Regions from separate parts of the Homo sapiens genome. Here region 1 is linked to region 2. A link is a contact called in ENCODE Hi-C or POLR2A ChIA-PET data. All regions are on one chromosome and are shown on one strand. Each heading gives the region's core, a stretch centred on a gene start or an enhancer-like site at or near the end of the contact. The rest is flanking DNA. Distances are from core to core; before and after follow the strand shown. Region 1 holds the start of THUMPD3 (THUMP domain 3 tRNA guanosine methyltransferase). Region 2 holds the start of ITPR1 (inositol 1,4,5-trisphosphate receptor type 1).

Region 1 (6,972 bases), core at 2,720-5,219, 4.9 Mb after region 2:
ATAAATTCTATTTAGGGGCAATAAATGGTTACTAGGGAGAATGATTGGATGGGGAACAGAAATTAATTCATTAATAGTTCTCTTTGGAACTTAAATGATCCTCAGGGACAGTCATGATCTTATAAAAGGGTCCGTTCAGGTACATTCTTGGTCTTCTTTCCTGTAATGGATAATGAGACAAGGAGGGGAGCAACTGTTCTCCTTGGAGGGTCCATACTATCTTTATGTAGATAGGGAAAAAGTCTCTTCCAACTTGATACCTAAGAGTTTTTAACTCAAAATCCTCATTATACCAGGGAGCCATATTTTGGGATAAAATTCCCTGCACTCCCTCTGACCTTTCATGAAGACTTCATTGGTTGCTCATGATTGAAGCATGGACAACCATGCTCATGATTGAGGCATGGACAACCATATCAAAAAGTGATTGGACAAAAAAATACATGCTCTAAACCCAGCAAGGTCTGTCTATTCAGATGCCTCTTGGCCTCTCTGTGCAGCATTCCTTCCTCCAGGATATGGGGTAGGGCCCTCTCTGGAATAGATGCCTTACGACCACAATCAGATTAGAGTCTTGCCAAGTAGGCAGGTGAAAGGAGGGCAAGAGAAGGTCAGAGAAAGAGATTCTGTTTACTGCAAAATGGGCTAGGAAAGTTATGAGCTAGGAACTGTGGATGAAAACCAATGTATCATATCACAGTATTCCATTCCTTTTTATGACCAAATAATATTCTACTCTATAGATATAACACACTTGTTTGTCTATTCATTAGCTGATGAACATTTGGGTTGTTTCTACTTTTTGACTAAATCAATAAGGCCGCTAGGCACATTTGTGTACAAGTTGTTGTTTTTGTTGTTTAGAGATGGGAACGCTCTCTGTTGCCCAGGCTGGAGTACAGTGGTGCAATCATAGTTCACTACAGACTCGAACTCCTGGGCCCAAGCAATCCTCCCATGTCAGCCTCTTCAGTGTCTGGTACCACAGATGAGTGCCACCACACCCAGCTACTTTCTAAATTTTTTGTAGAGACAGGTCTCCCTATGTTGTCCAGGCTGGTCTCAAACTCTTGGGCTCAAGCAATCTTCCCGCCTCTGCCTCCCAAATTGCTAGAATTACAGGCATGAGCCAGCATGCCCAGTTTGTGTACAAGTTTTTGTTTGAACACTTGTTTTCAGTCTTCTTGGGTATAAAGCTATTACAGATGTTCCTTGACTTACAATGGGATTATATCCCAATAAACCCACCATACGCAGAAAATAGTGTAAGTTAAAAATGCATTATAACCCATCAGCCCATTGTAAAGTCAAAAAATTGTAAGTCAAACCATCCTAAGTCAGAAAGCATCTGTAGTGGAATTGGTGAGTAATGTGTTCTATGTTTAATTTTTTGACGAAAGGCTAAATTGTTTTCCAATGGACGTGTATTAGTCCATTTTCACACTGCTGATAGAGACATACCCAAGACTGGGCAATTTGCAAAAGAAAGAGGTTTAATGGATTTACAGTTCCATGTGGCTACGGAGGCCTCACAATCATGGTGGAAGGTGAAAGGCACTTCTTACATGGCGGCAGCAAGAAAGAGAATGGGAGAAGCGGAAGTGGAAACCTCTTATCAAACCATCAGATCTTGTGAGACTTATTCACTACCACAAGAACAGTATGCAGGGAATCACCCCCATGATTCAATCATCTCCCACTGGGTCCCTCCCACAATATATGGGAATTATGGGAGTATACTTCAAGATGAAATTTAGGTGGAGTCACAGAGCTAAAACATACCAGGGCATATATCATTTTGTATTTTCATCAGCAATGTATAAGTGCTCCATTGCCCCACATACTCATTAGAACTTGGAACTGTTGATTTTTTGTTTTTTACTTTTAGTCATTTTGATGAGTATCCCATTGTGATTAATTTGCAATTCCCTAATGACTAATGATGTTCAGCATCTTTTCATGTGCTTATTGGCCATTTGTCCATCTTTTGGAGAAATATCTATTCAAGCCCTTTACATATTTTTCATTTTATTTTTGAGACAAGGTCTCACTCTGTCACCTGGGCTGAAGTGCAGTGATGTGATCATAACTCATTACAGCCTCAACCTCCCCAGCTCAAGCTATTCTCCTGTCTCAGCCTCCCGAGTAGCTGGGACTACAGGTGAGTGTCACCATGCCTAGCTAATTTTTGTCATTTTTTTGTAGCGACAGAGTTTTGCCATGTTGCCAGAGCTAGTCTCAAACTCTGAGCTCAAGCGAGCCACTCACCTCAGCCTCCCAAAGCGCTGGGACTACAGGCATGAACCACCACTCCCAGCCCCTTTGCACATTTATAAATTGTGTTCTTTTTGGTTTTGTTTTGTTTTAAATTCGGTTTATCTTTTTGTTGTTGGGTTCCTTTCACAATAAGTTAACTTTTGTCAACTGAAAAATAAAAATAAAATTCTATGCCCCCCAACTGACTGAACAGGCCCTCTCTTGGCCAAGGAGACCCTAGAAAAAACTTGGAAGCTGAGTTCCTACTCATGACAGGATGGGAAGTCGGACACACCTCTTTATAACCCCTCCCTCTATAATCGCCATTAGATTTTCTTTCCTAAGGGTTAAACAGAAACCAGCCCTTTTGAAAGACTCACTCCACCAGCCTGATGCTGACCCTCCCATTTGCAGTTTCAATAGAACAACCGACTAGCATTCCTTCCTGATAAGAGATCACCCACCATCCAGGGAGTGGTTCTGGCCAGTCGACAGAGGACGTGCAGTGAGGGTTTTCACATCCCCTGCTTCACCTTTTGAAGTCAAGCGGTAGAAAACTCTACCCTTGGATCATGCTAAGGCCACCATTTTTTAAACATGGGATCCACAGAGAGGCATGAAGCTCAACTGCACATGCACAAATTGCTCCTTTCATAAATATTCGTGACCCCTCTTACAGTTTATTTAACATGTATATTTGGCCACTGTGTTTAGCATAAATCCCTGTCTTATTCTTCCAACCCTGGAAGTGCCTGTTTTTGGCTTCTGACTGGAAGCTAGGCTTCCCAGTCTGTCAAAATGGCTACCATGCAGGTTCAACTCTTTTTTTTTTTTTTTTTTTTTTTTTTTGAGATGATGTCTTGCTCCCAGACTGGAGTGCAGTGGCACAATCTTGGCTCTCTGCAACCTCTGCCTCCTGGGTAAGCAACTCTTCTGCTTCATCTTCCCAAGTAGCTAGGACTACAGGTGCAGGCCACCACATCCAGCTAACTTTTGTATTTTTAGTAGAGATGGAGTTTCACCATGTTGGCCAGCCTGGCCTCAAACTCCTGACCTCAAGTGATCCACCCGCCTCAGCCTCCCAAAGTGCTGGGATTACAGGCATGAGCCACTGTGCCCGGCCAGGTTCAACCCTTTATGAGAAATAAAGTTCATCTGATTGGGCACAGTGGCTCATGCCTGTAATCCCAGCACTTTAGGAGGGCTAGACAGAAGAATCACTTGAACCCAGATGTTCGAGACCAGCTTAGGCAACATAGTGAGCCCCACTATTTCTATTTTTTTTAAACTAAAGAAAAATATGAAGTAAACAGTGCTAAAATAGTGATGGCAATACAGAAATCAGGAACTAGTGGCATGACATTTTGAGAAAGATATTTAAATAAGCTGGAGAGACTCGGTGTCTCCAGCTTTAAAACAGAAATCAGTCTCTGCCACTTCATAGGTGCTAGAACAAAAGAGACTTGTTCCAAATGAGATGACGCATGTGAAGCGCTTACCCAGTGCTCGGCAAGGGGAAGCACTCTCTAAACGTTAGCAAATACCATGGTAGGACACAAGGCCCCTGACTCTCCGCTTTCAGCTTACTGAAGATCCTCAAAACCAACAGCACACAGCTTCCAGCGCATGCTCCTTTCCCCAAGACCTTGTGGGGGAACCCGCCGCCAGCGCGGAGCCACCGTGACTCGTAGCCTGACTTCCGTTTCCGGGGGCGGCTTCCGGCGGCGTGACCTGACCGCAAGAGGCCAATGGAGTGTGGGAGCTGAAAGGGTCTTCGCTGGCGGCCGGTAACTGGCGGCGGTTGGGAACGGCCGAGTGTGGCTCTTCTGGTGTTTCAGCTTGGGGAGAGAGGGGTGGCCTTCCTCTTGCAGTTGAGGCCGGCGCCGAGCCGGACTTCAGGCGGATCTCGTGGCGGAGCCCATCTTGCTCCCTCTCCCAGGCCTTTACCCGCTCCCTAGGATTCCCGGGCCCTGTAGGTGGGAGTTGGGAGACGTGAGTTCTCTTTCATTCTGCGCCTCTCATTGGCTCTCTGACCTTGTGCGGAACGCGTCCTTTAGCTGACCTCAGCTGCATTTTTTAGAAGATGGAGATTGTATTCACAGTGACTGTCAGCTTTTTAACGGCGGGAACTGACGTAGTGTTAAACACTGTCGTGTATCGCTGGCACAGCACAAGGACATTATAGGTATTCTGTACTCAATTAAGTTATTTTGAGTCACAGACCTTTTGAAAATCTCGTGTAAGCTATGGCCCCTCCACCTCTCTAATACTTCCCCCGGCCCCCACCCCAAGCACACACAAAAGCTTATGCATAGGAAATTTGTTTTACTATTTCGGATTACTTCCAAGATCTCTCTCCTGATGCCCATCTATGGATCCCAGAGTCTGGCAAGTAGTAGGCGTTTGAACATTTGTAATCATTAGATAGTAAGTATTCAGTTAACCATTTTTATTTTTAATTTTTTCTTTTTTTTTTTTTTTTTTTTTGAGACAGGGCCTCACTGTGTCACCCAGGCTGGAGTGCAGTCCTCCCACCTCAGCCTCCCAAGTAGCTGGACTCCAGGCGCCCACCACCACGCCCAGCTATTTTTTGTGTTTTTGGTAGAGATGAGATTTTGCCATCTTACGCAGATTGGTCTCGAACTCTTGGCCTCAAGCAATCTACTCACCTCAGCTCCCTAAAGTGCTGGGATTACAGGCATGAGCCAGTGTGCCCAGCCCAGTTAATCATTTTTAAATGCATGAAATGCTATTTCACAGGAGGGAAGAAGATAGATAGCCTATTAATAAGTTTTAATTATTGGCCTAACCAGGTACTACTCTCACTTGTCTCCTAACGACTCTAGGAAAGAGGTATTACTAATTACTTAATTACATTTGAAGGTTTGGGAGAATTAATTTGCCATAAGTCATTCAACCTATGATGGTGGAGGCAAGAATTCAAACCTGTATCTATCTGAAACTCCAAAAGCCCCATATTATTATTATTATTATTATTTATTTTATTTATTTATTTATTTTTTTGAGACAGAGTCTTGTTCTGTTACCCCAGCCGGAGTGCAGTGGCATGATCTCAGCTCACTGCAATCTCCACCTCCCGGATTCAAGCAATTCTCCTCCCTCAGCCTCCCAAGTAGCTGGGATTACAGGCTCCCACCACCACACCTGGCTAATGTTTGTATTTTTAGTAGAGACGGGGTTTCACCATGTGGGCCAGGCTGGTCTTGAACTCCTGACCTCAGGCAATCTGCCCGCCTCGGCCTCCCAAAGTGCTGGGATTACAGGTGTGAGCCACCACGCCCAGCCAAGCCCTATATTCTTAACTAACCATGTTCTTAACATCTAGATGCAGAAATGGATTTGAATGTGATCTGCAGTTTCTGTCGTAGTTATGAAATGGCTTTTGTCAACATGGGTTACCCCAAAGCAAACATTGCATGCTATGGAAATACTTCTTGTCTCTTTTTCTCCCATGGTATCTGTATTGCTTCTTTAATAATAACATCATGTTTTACAGCCTGCACTCTGTGCCCATGTTTATTCAACCCTTTTTACTTTGGTGACTGTTTATCAGATGTGTTGCCTTGTTCTTCCTGCCCTCCAGAGCCCATGTTTTTAATTATAACTGAAATATGAGATGATAATATTTGGGCTTTATTTCTTTTTCTTTTAAAGGACAGTACTGCTTTTAAAGAGACAGTGTTAGGGATCTTGGAAGCACAGCCAACATGTGTGACATTGAAGAAGCCACTAACCAACTCCTAGATGTGAACCTTCATGAGAACCAGAAGTCTGTACAAGTGACAGAAAGTGACCTCGGAAGTGAATCTGAGCTTCTAGTCACTATTGGAGCCACTGTACCTACTGGCTTTGAGCAAACAGCTGCAGATGAAGTCAGAGAGAAACTTGGGTCATCATGCAAAATCAGCAGAGACCGTGGCAAGATATATTTTGTCATTTCAGTGGAAAGTCTGGCACAGGTTTGAATGGAGCAATATTTAAAATAGTTTTCTAAGTTGATCATTTTATGGTTACTTTTCATTTTATAGACCCTTCTGGAATCCTTTCTGATTTTCATTGCTCTGCCCCAAATCAGGTGATTTTAAAGTTACTGCATTTTCTATTGAGTACTGATTTGTAATTTTGACTGTAGTTTCAGTATCCCTTAGGACCAAAAGTGTTTCAGATTTTTGGAGGGGGGTGGGGGGAGTTTTGGAATATTTGCATTATACTTGCCAGTTGAGCATTTCTTTTTTTTTTCTTTTTCTTTGAGACAGAGTCTTGCTCTGTCATCAGGCTGGAGTGCAATGGCGCGATCTTGGCTCACTGCAACCTCCGCCTCCCAGGTTCAAGCAATTCTCCTGCCTCAGCCTCCCCAGTAGCTGGGACTACAGGCGCCCGCCACCGCATCTGGCTAATTTTTGTATATTTAGTAGAAACGGGGTTTCACCATCCTGGCCAGGCTGGTCTCGAACTCCTAACCCCGTGATCCACCCGCCTCGACCTCCCAAAGTGCTGGGATTACAGGCCTGAGCCACTGCGCTCGGCCTGCCAGTTGAGCATTTCTAATCTGAAAATCCGAAATGCTGCACTGAGCATTTCCTTTCAGCATTGTGTTGGGGCTCAAAAAGTTTCAGATTTTTAGATGTGGGCTGCTCAACCTGTAGTAGGATTGCTACATTTTTAGAGGTGATCTAGTATTTCTTGAGGATTGAA
Region 2 (7,448 bases), core at 209-2,708:
CAAGGGCTCAGAGGCTGCTCCTAAATGGGGAGAGAGGCTATTTAAGGCAATGGCGGTGGATTTCCCCAAAGACAAGGGTTTCATACACGTAGAGTCTGGAACGGGAGTCCAGGCTGTACCACTTAACTCGAGGGGTCATTTGGGAAGTTACCTGATTTCTCTGAGCCCTGGATTGTGCACCTGCCAAATAGATATAATAAATATACCTACAGTTGGTAAAACTCAATAGCATGACGCATGAAAACTGCATGTGGTCTGGGCTCAATAAAATCAGCCTCCCCATTGATTATTATCATTATTATTACTATTGTTATAACAGATCTTTAGGCGGCGTCAGGAAGTGCCTGTCTGGGATGCTATAATGCGTTTGGCTCACCACTATGCCCCAGCGCCTGGCACCTAGTAAACACTCAGGAAACGTTTGAGGAATGAATATACGTCATTTGAGGCAAGACAGGGCAGTCGGCTGACTGCCTCCGGGCTTAGCTCTTCCCCTCCTTGCAAAAGCCGGAGCCCTAAGCAGCGTGTAGCCCGGGAGCCCAGGCATTACTTGGCAGCGGGTGAAACCCACCTTGCCCCATTCGGAGCTCTTGGAGAGCGCCCCGCCTGGATGCGCATCTCTGTGTGAGCGGCTCTTTCCTAAGCCCTTATTTTTCTGGTTTGCGGTTTATTTACTTAAGCATTTACAGCTCCCAGGAGCAGAGGGGCTGCTAGAGGTACGGTCAGGACTGAGGTCGCGGTTTGTATTTATTTTCTGCCTCCCAATCTCAGAGCCGGCAAGTCACAACACGGCTCCTTTATTTGTGCACCGGAGAGGTCTGCCTTTCTTTACCTCCTCACGGGCGATAAAAGACAAGCAACTCGGGCTCAGAAAAGTGCTCTCACGCGACTTGCCTGTGTCTCCGCTTGCGTGGACCGTCGCTCCCAGGCTTGGTTTCTCGTGCAAACCCGAGCAGGGCGGAGCAGATTAAATAAAGACACCTCGCGCCTTTAATCCTTGACCGCAAACACTGGCGTTTTTGTGCCCCGGATTTCTGAAATTCTTGGCTCGGGGAACCAAGGCAGGGGGAGGGTGGGCTTGTAAAAACTTCCCAAAGCAGAAATCCGAGCTCCTAGCCCCTCCCCGGCCCCAGTGACACCTGGATTCCAGGGAAGGGGGGCAGCCGGAGGAGAGGCGTCCCCAAGGGTTGCGGGCGCTTCCCAGGGGTGACTTTGAACGGCTGGCTCCAAGCCCTACCGACCCCAGCCAAGGAACAGGCTCAGCAGCCTGAAAGCCTCGCAGGACGCCCCTCCCCTGTCCCCGCACGCGTCTATTTAGGGCCCAGCCCGGGCGCCCAGGGGATTCTGGGACTTGTAGTCCCTCCCCGCAGCCTCAGGCGCCGCCACGACCCGCTACTTGGACTACATTGCCCAGGGAGCTTCCCGGCCTATATAAGCCACCCGGAGCCGCTTTAAAGTGCAGTAACCATGTGGATGTGCTGCTGAAGCGTTTCCTCAAGCTCGCTGGGGTGGGAGGAGAGGAGGAGGAGGAGGTGGTGGTGGAGGAGGAGGCAGGGGGTGGAGAGAGAGAAAGCGCACGCCGAGAGGAGGTGTGGGTGTTCCGCTTCCATCCTAACGGAACGAGCTCCCTCTTCGCGGACATGGGATTACCCAGCGGCTGCTAACCCCTCTCCTCGCCCTGCTCCCCCAAACCGGCGTGGCTCCCCGGGCACCAAGGTAGCGGCTGGGGCCGGGCAGAGGGCGCGGGGAGTTGGCACTGGCTCCCCGGGCGCAGAAGTTTTTGCCCCGCTCTCGGGGAGATCTTGATGGATGTGCATGCACTTGGCATGCATTTGGGGGTTCCTTTACTGCGGGCAGTTGTTTTGGGGGGAGCTCATTTGAAGCTTAAAAAACAAATATCCTCTACTCTAGTGCGTGGCTTTGGGGGCTCCCCATTCTGGTCTGATGTGGCATTCCCCCAAGTTGGAAACTGTTGCTGCAGCTGCAGGAAATAGTTCTTTTTTTTTTTTTTTTTTTGAAGAGAGGTTGTGGGGGTGTCATATGTGAGTCTGCTCAAGGAAATAATCTTTCTAAAAATGTATCCCTCTCTTGCGCTCCGTGGTTGGGAGAATAATGCATGTGTAGGGGCCCCCCGTGGGGAGGGTTTTTAAAAACGGAAGAAAACCGGAGAAGCGGTGAGGGATGAAGTGTGGACGAAGCTCATGTCCAATGAGGATGCGGGCTTCGGATACTTGGCCTTCTCGCCGGGAAACAAGTGCTTTGGGATCTGCCAAACACTTCCCTTAGTTCCAGCCTCCCGCACGTTCGAAGTTTGTGCGTGCCTAGTCTCAATTGTCAGTTACATCCTGGAAATAAGTAAGCGTAGTTACCTGGAATCTTCGCCCAAGCGATCCCACCAACCTGCCTACCAAGTTTGGGGGCGGGGGGGCTGTCCCCAGTGAAGGAGGCTAAAGAAGGTGGAAACTTGTAATTTGGAGCATTTCTGTTAGAGCTCATCTTCCGCGGTCTGGTACTCAGTCTTCTTTCTTTCTAAATATTTAGGAGCTGACTACAGAGGAGCAGGATTTGCACCCCTCGCTGGGCTTGCTTTGGCAACAGAGTGCCTGACCCAGGTCAGGTGAGTGTGGAAGCCTGAGTGCTGTAGTCAATAATGAGTTTTTGTCCTAAGCCTATTTTAAGTTCTATCTAAACCGCCAAGGAGGTGGGGAGTAAGAAAGAAAAAGAAACTCCGTGGCTCAGTCTTCAAAATTTGCCTCTGCCTTTGGTGAGGGCTTTTGGGAGCAGAGGTCCAGTGGACAGTCCGTTTCTTGGAAGTAGCTGAGAATTGAAGGAGCCTGAAAGTTTATGAGAGAGGAGGGGAAAAGGCCATTAAATGGAGCAATAAAACGGCGGCCCATTGCCGGTCTGAAAAGCATGCTGATGATTTAAATTCTGAAGGATACAGTGCATTTCATATGCCAAAATGTGTAAGCAGTATTAACTGCCTCTCTCCTTCAAGAAATAGTCACTCTTTTCTAATTTTGAACGTGTGCTTAATCAGAGTAGGTTGGATTGCAAGAAATGAAAGTGGTTGCTGCAAGTTGAAAGAATTAGAACTTTAAAAAGGGAAGTGAGTTATTGAAGCTTAAGGTGGTAGCATCCAGCCCTTGACTCAAGCCACCTGAGTGTCAAGGAATCTGGCAGGTCCCTGTTGTTTTGGGGCCCGTGGTGGAATATGAGCTGAGAGCAGCATTTATCTGTAAACACAACAGTTCCTATTTTTTCCCCAAAATGGTCAGACTGCATTTGAAGAGTGGGAGGTTTCAACGGGTGCACGTACATCACTATTGCTGCAGATTTGGCTATCAGGAGTTTTTTCTCCTGAAATGTTCAGGAACATGGTAAATAACAGGGTAACAGAGGTAGGTGGGGGTGGGTGGCTGGGTCTTAATAACTTTTTTAACATTCTAAATATTTAGCTGTTCCCTGGGCTACAATCTTTGGGCTTTTCTAATGAGAAAATAAAAGTCAGACACTTCATTATAGTGGTATAGTGCTTTTGTTTCCTGTTGATAAGATCCTCAGGAGTACTGGCGGAGTGAGAAGCATTTGGATGTGAGAACTCTAGTTTCTTCTTGGAGTTCTGTTGACTCACATGGCTGTGTGGGTGCTCATAGAGCCAAGGATTAGGCCCAGTTCCCCTTTTCAGAATTAGCTGTACAGCAAGGAAAAACTGGTCCACAGACTCTTTTCTAACTGGTTGCTAAAAATAATAAGATGGACACATTAAGTACTTGTAAGCCAGGTCCAGAGCCATGTATCTCAGAAACCCTGTGCGTCAGATGCAGGTGAAGAAACTGAGGTGCAGAGAGTGAAATCACTTGCCCAGTAGCTAGTACAAAGTAGGAGCAGGGTGTAACCTCAGGCGGTGAGGCTGTACTGCATCCCACAAATGGACCTCAGTTGATTTGGGGATGCTGGTGGTGAGAGGGAAGCTAGGAAAAATGGTAAACTTACTGCTACTGATGAAATAACTTGCATACCTCCCACCAATGATGAAATAATACATAACATTGATGTAAGAAGGAAAGGATGTAGCCACAAACATAGGGATAAAAGAGTGCAGATATTTGAGGAGGTATTAGATACTGTAATGAGTTCATTTTGGAAAGCCTGAATGGGGAGAGTAAAAAGAAACAAAACCACAAGGAACATTATGTAAGTTAAGCATTAGGCTCACCTCCTAGCTGAAATACATCTTGATTGTTTACATCAAAGAATCTGAGTAGGTTAAAAGGATCAGGCGTTTCCCCATCTGAATAATTCGAAAGTTTAAACTGCAGTTAGACTGCAATGTGAAATGTTGATACCTTTTCATATACCTTCCAGTTTGCTTTGCAGCCAGTTGTGCAGACGTTTTTGTTCTCCATTTTTTCTTTCAAGTTCATGTGTGTGTGTGTGTGTGTGTATGCATATGTACACTGAAAGTACAATCTGCTCTTTGAATAATTCAAATCAGAACAGAAAATCCTTTCAAGATATCATTCTTATCAGGCAGGGAAAGTTCTTCATGTTCTAAGTGAATTACTCTGGCTCTTGCCTTGAGACCCATGAAAGTCATTTGGGGTTGACAATGGTATCTATTTAAACCAAGTGATTGTCTTTTGGAGGGAATTGGCATCTTTTCTTTAGGAATGAGAAGTGGAATGGTTGCTTAGAAAAAAAGAGATAGATGAACTCCACAGAAAGATCAAGAGTCTTTTCTTCAAAATATTTTTAAGTGAGGAAGATCAGGGTGTTGGTATTGCGGGGAGGGAGGAGAGTGGGCAGAGAGAAAGATAAAAAAGAAACCTTTAATCCAATGGTGTGCAACCAACTGACTTCCAGAGGGGGGAATATCACATGGCTTTTCAACTCATTTATAAAGATATCATGGAAACTGTCTGATTTCTTCATGAGCAGCTCTTAGAAAACAAACAAAAATAAAACAAACACCAAATATGAACAACAGAAAAAAACAGCCAAAATAAAAGTAGGCCTGGAGTTAGGTTTCTAGGTCAAGCTGTCTTTGGCTACATCTAATTAAGGAGTCTCCACAGGGCCAGTGTCTATCTTGTTTACTATTGGTTTGATTTTTAAAAATAAAACACATTGCATTTGCAGGCTGTCTGTTAACCAGAAGTCCATGCAGTTTTTTTTTTTTCCATTTTTGCTGTTTTAAGTTTGTGCATAGCTCAATTGATGAATGCAATTAAGGCTTGAAGTCGGTGATGTGAATGACATAACTTCTATGATTCCTTACAATTCTCTTGGTTTCTGTGGTTCTGAGATGATTGCTAATGAGAATAAGCCAGATACACCACTGAAACCGTCACCCATTCAACTTTGAGATTTCTAAATTGGATGTAGTTTAAGGCACATGGTGTGGTAAATCTATTTAACAGACTCTAAGACCTGTTCAAGTTGTGTGCGATTCAAATGTTTTATTCTTTATTCAACAAATTTCTTGAGCACCTGCTATGTACTAAGATGTATTCCAGGTGCTCAGGATATAGCAATGAACAAACCATCCCGTTCCCAAGAGGCTTACATCTCAGTTGGTGGGAGGCAGCCAATATAAATAAACAAGTAAGTATTATAGTATTAGAGGTAGTAAAAGCTATGGAGAAAAAGAAAACTGGTTAAAGGGGGAACAGAAAATAACAAGTGGAGAAATTAGATCCCTTGTGCATTGCCGGTGGGAATGTAAAATGGTGAAGCTGCTGTGGAAAACAGCATGGCAGTTACTAAAAAAAATTAAACATAAAATTACTATATGTCCCAGCAATTCCACTTCAAGGTATATACTTTAAAAAATTGAAAGTAGGGACGTGAGCAGATATTTGTACACCTGTGTCAGTAGAAGCATTATCACAGTAGCCAAAAGGTAGAAACAACACAAGTCTACTGATGAATGAACAGATAAAATGTGAAATATACATACAATGGAATATTATTCAGCCTTAAAAAGGGAATTCTGACACATGCTACAATGTGGATGAACCTTGAAAACATGCTAAGTGAAACAAGCCAGAAATAAAAGGACACATATTTTATGATTTTTCTTATAGAGGCATCTAGAGTAGTCAGATCCCTGCAGACAGAAAGTAGAATGGGGATTGCTGGGGGAGATAGAAGACAGGAAGGGGGAGTTAGTGTTTATTGAGGATAGAGTTTCAGTTTGGAAAGATGAAAAAGTTCTGGAAATGGATGGTGGTGATGTCACACAACAGTGTGAATGTACTTAGTGCCACTGAGTTATAACATTTCAAAGTGGTATATTTTATGTTATGTATATTTTACAGTAATTTTAAAAAGCAACAAAACATGATGAGGGGTATTAAGGGAGTACTCAGGTGGGGATTAGATCTTTACTACATGACATCTCAGCACAGATCTGAAGGAGGCAAACGAGTTGACCCTGTAGCTGTCAGGGAAAAAGTGTGTTCCAAATGTCAGAGCAGCAAGTACAGAGGCCCTGAGATAGGAGTGTTTGTGACATGTTGGAGGAAGGAGAAGAAGGCCAGGGGAGAGTGCTAGGAGTTCAGGAGGGAGAGGGAGTCAAGGTCCAGACCTGTAGGGACCAGATTTTGCAGGTCAACAGTGGTTTATCTGAGGACTTGTAAACTCTCACGGAATTCTCAGTGTGGTTTTCAACATCACAAAACTACATTGTCCTTTCTGAAGAGACTCTGGTAAGGTTGGCAGGATCACATACCAGATGGGAACTCGATAGGGGGTAAAACCCAGATTTCTGGACTGTCTGGTTAATGACAGGACTTACCTGGAGTTGTAATTCACTTCAGTAGAAAAGGAAAGTTTGACAAATAGGTGAACGTACAGTTGACTTGGAGAGCAAATTGTAAGAACATAATGATAATCCTGGAGTTTCAACACAAACCTATGTCTTACCGCCACCCTGCGTTGTATCCAGTGTCGTTTTAAGAGATATTTACAAGGAGGACTAATATTCTGCTCTCCAGCATCCTTGAGGAATTAGAAGCTTCACATCAGTGATTCTCCTTAATAAGTGAAGTGGACCCCTGCACATGTGCAAACTTAAAGCAAACCTCAAATTTTGTTACTTATTACATAAGATATACATATTCATGTAGCACACACCTTGGACTCGGCTACTCAGGGGACGGAGGCAGGAGAATTACTTGAGCCCGGGGGTTTGAGGCTGTAATATACTATGATTGCATCTGTGATAGCTACTGTACTCCAGCAAGACCCCATCTCTGTTAAAAAAATTTTTTTAAGGAGAAAAAGATAGCATATTCATTGTAGTGCAACATTAGGAAATAAAGAGGAGCAATGAAACAAAACAAAACAATTCAACTATTAGAGATTAGGGTTTCAGGCTTTTCCTCTAAGTATGCATATGTAAAATTTACGTATATATTTAAATTTCATAAAAAGGGACTAAC

What was found. Hi-C counts contacts between places; a loop is a spot of excess contacts on that map. ChIA-PET counts read pairs that join two places held with the same protein, here RNA polymerase II (POLR2A). Pooled maps may share reads with other maps.
Region 1: a loop to region 2 is called in a pooled map, with 7 times the contacts of the local background. The contact joins the promoter of THUMPD3 here to the promoter of ITPR1 in region 2. A Hi-C loop is called at or near these places in 1 of 50 pooled maps. POLR2A ChIA-PET finds 5 or more read pairs at or near these places in 2 of 52 experiments (HEK293T and naive thymus-derived CD8-positive, alpha-beta T cell).

Annotation. Positions count from the first base shown.
Region 1 is chr3:9,359,085-9,366,056 of GRCh38, forward strand. THUMPD3 (THUMP domain 3 tRNA guanosine methyltransferase) reads left to right here and starts at 3,970. Exons shown (of 10, transcript NM_001114092.2): 1 at 3,970-4,043; 2 at 5,932-6,236. The coding sequence starts at 5,985. It also overlaps a transcript of SRGAP3 not described here. RefSeq lists enhancers at 3,700-3,909, 4,130-4,189, 4,260-4,339, 4,360-4,419.
Region 2 is chr3:4,491,890-4,499,337 of GRCh38, forward strand. ITPR1 (inositol 1,4,5-trisphosphate receptor type 1) reads left to right here and starts at 1,459. Exons shown (of 62, transcript NM_001378452.1): 1 at 1,459-1,716; 2 at 2,542-2,617. ITPR1-DT (ITPR1 divergent transcript) reads right to left here and starts at 1,274. Exons shown (of 2, transcript NR_108075.1): 1 at 895-1,274. RefSeq lists silencers at 1,528-1,797, 3,096-3,390.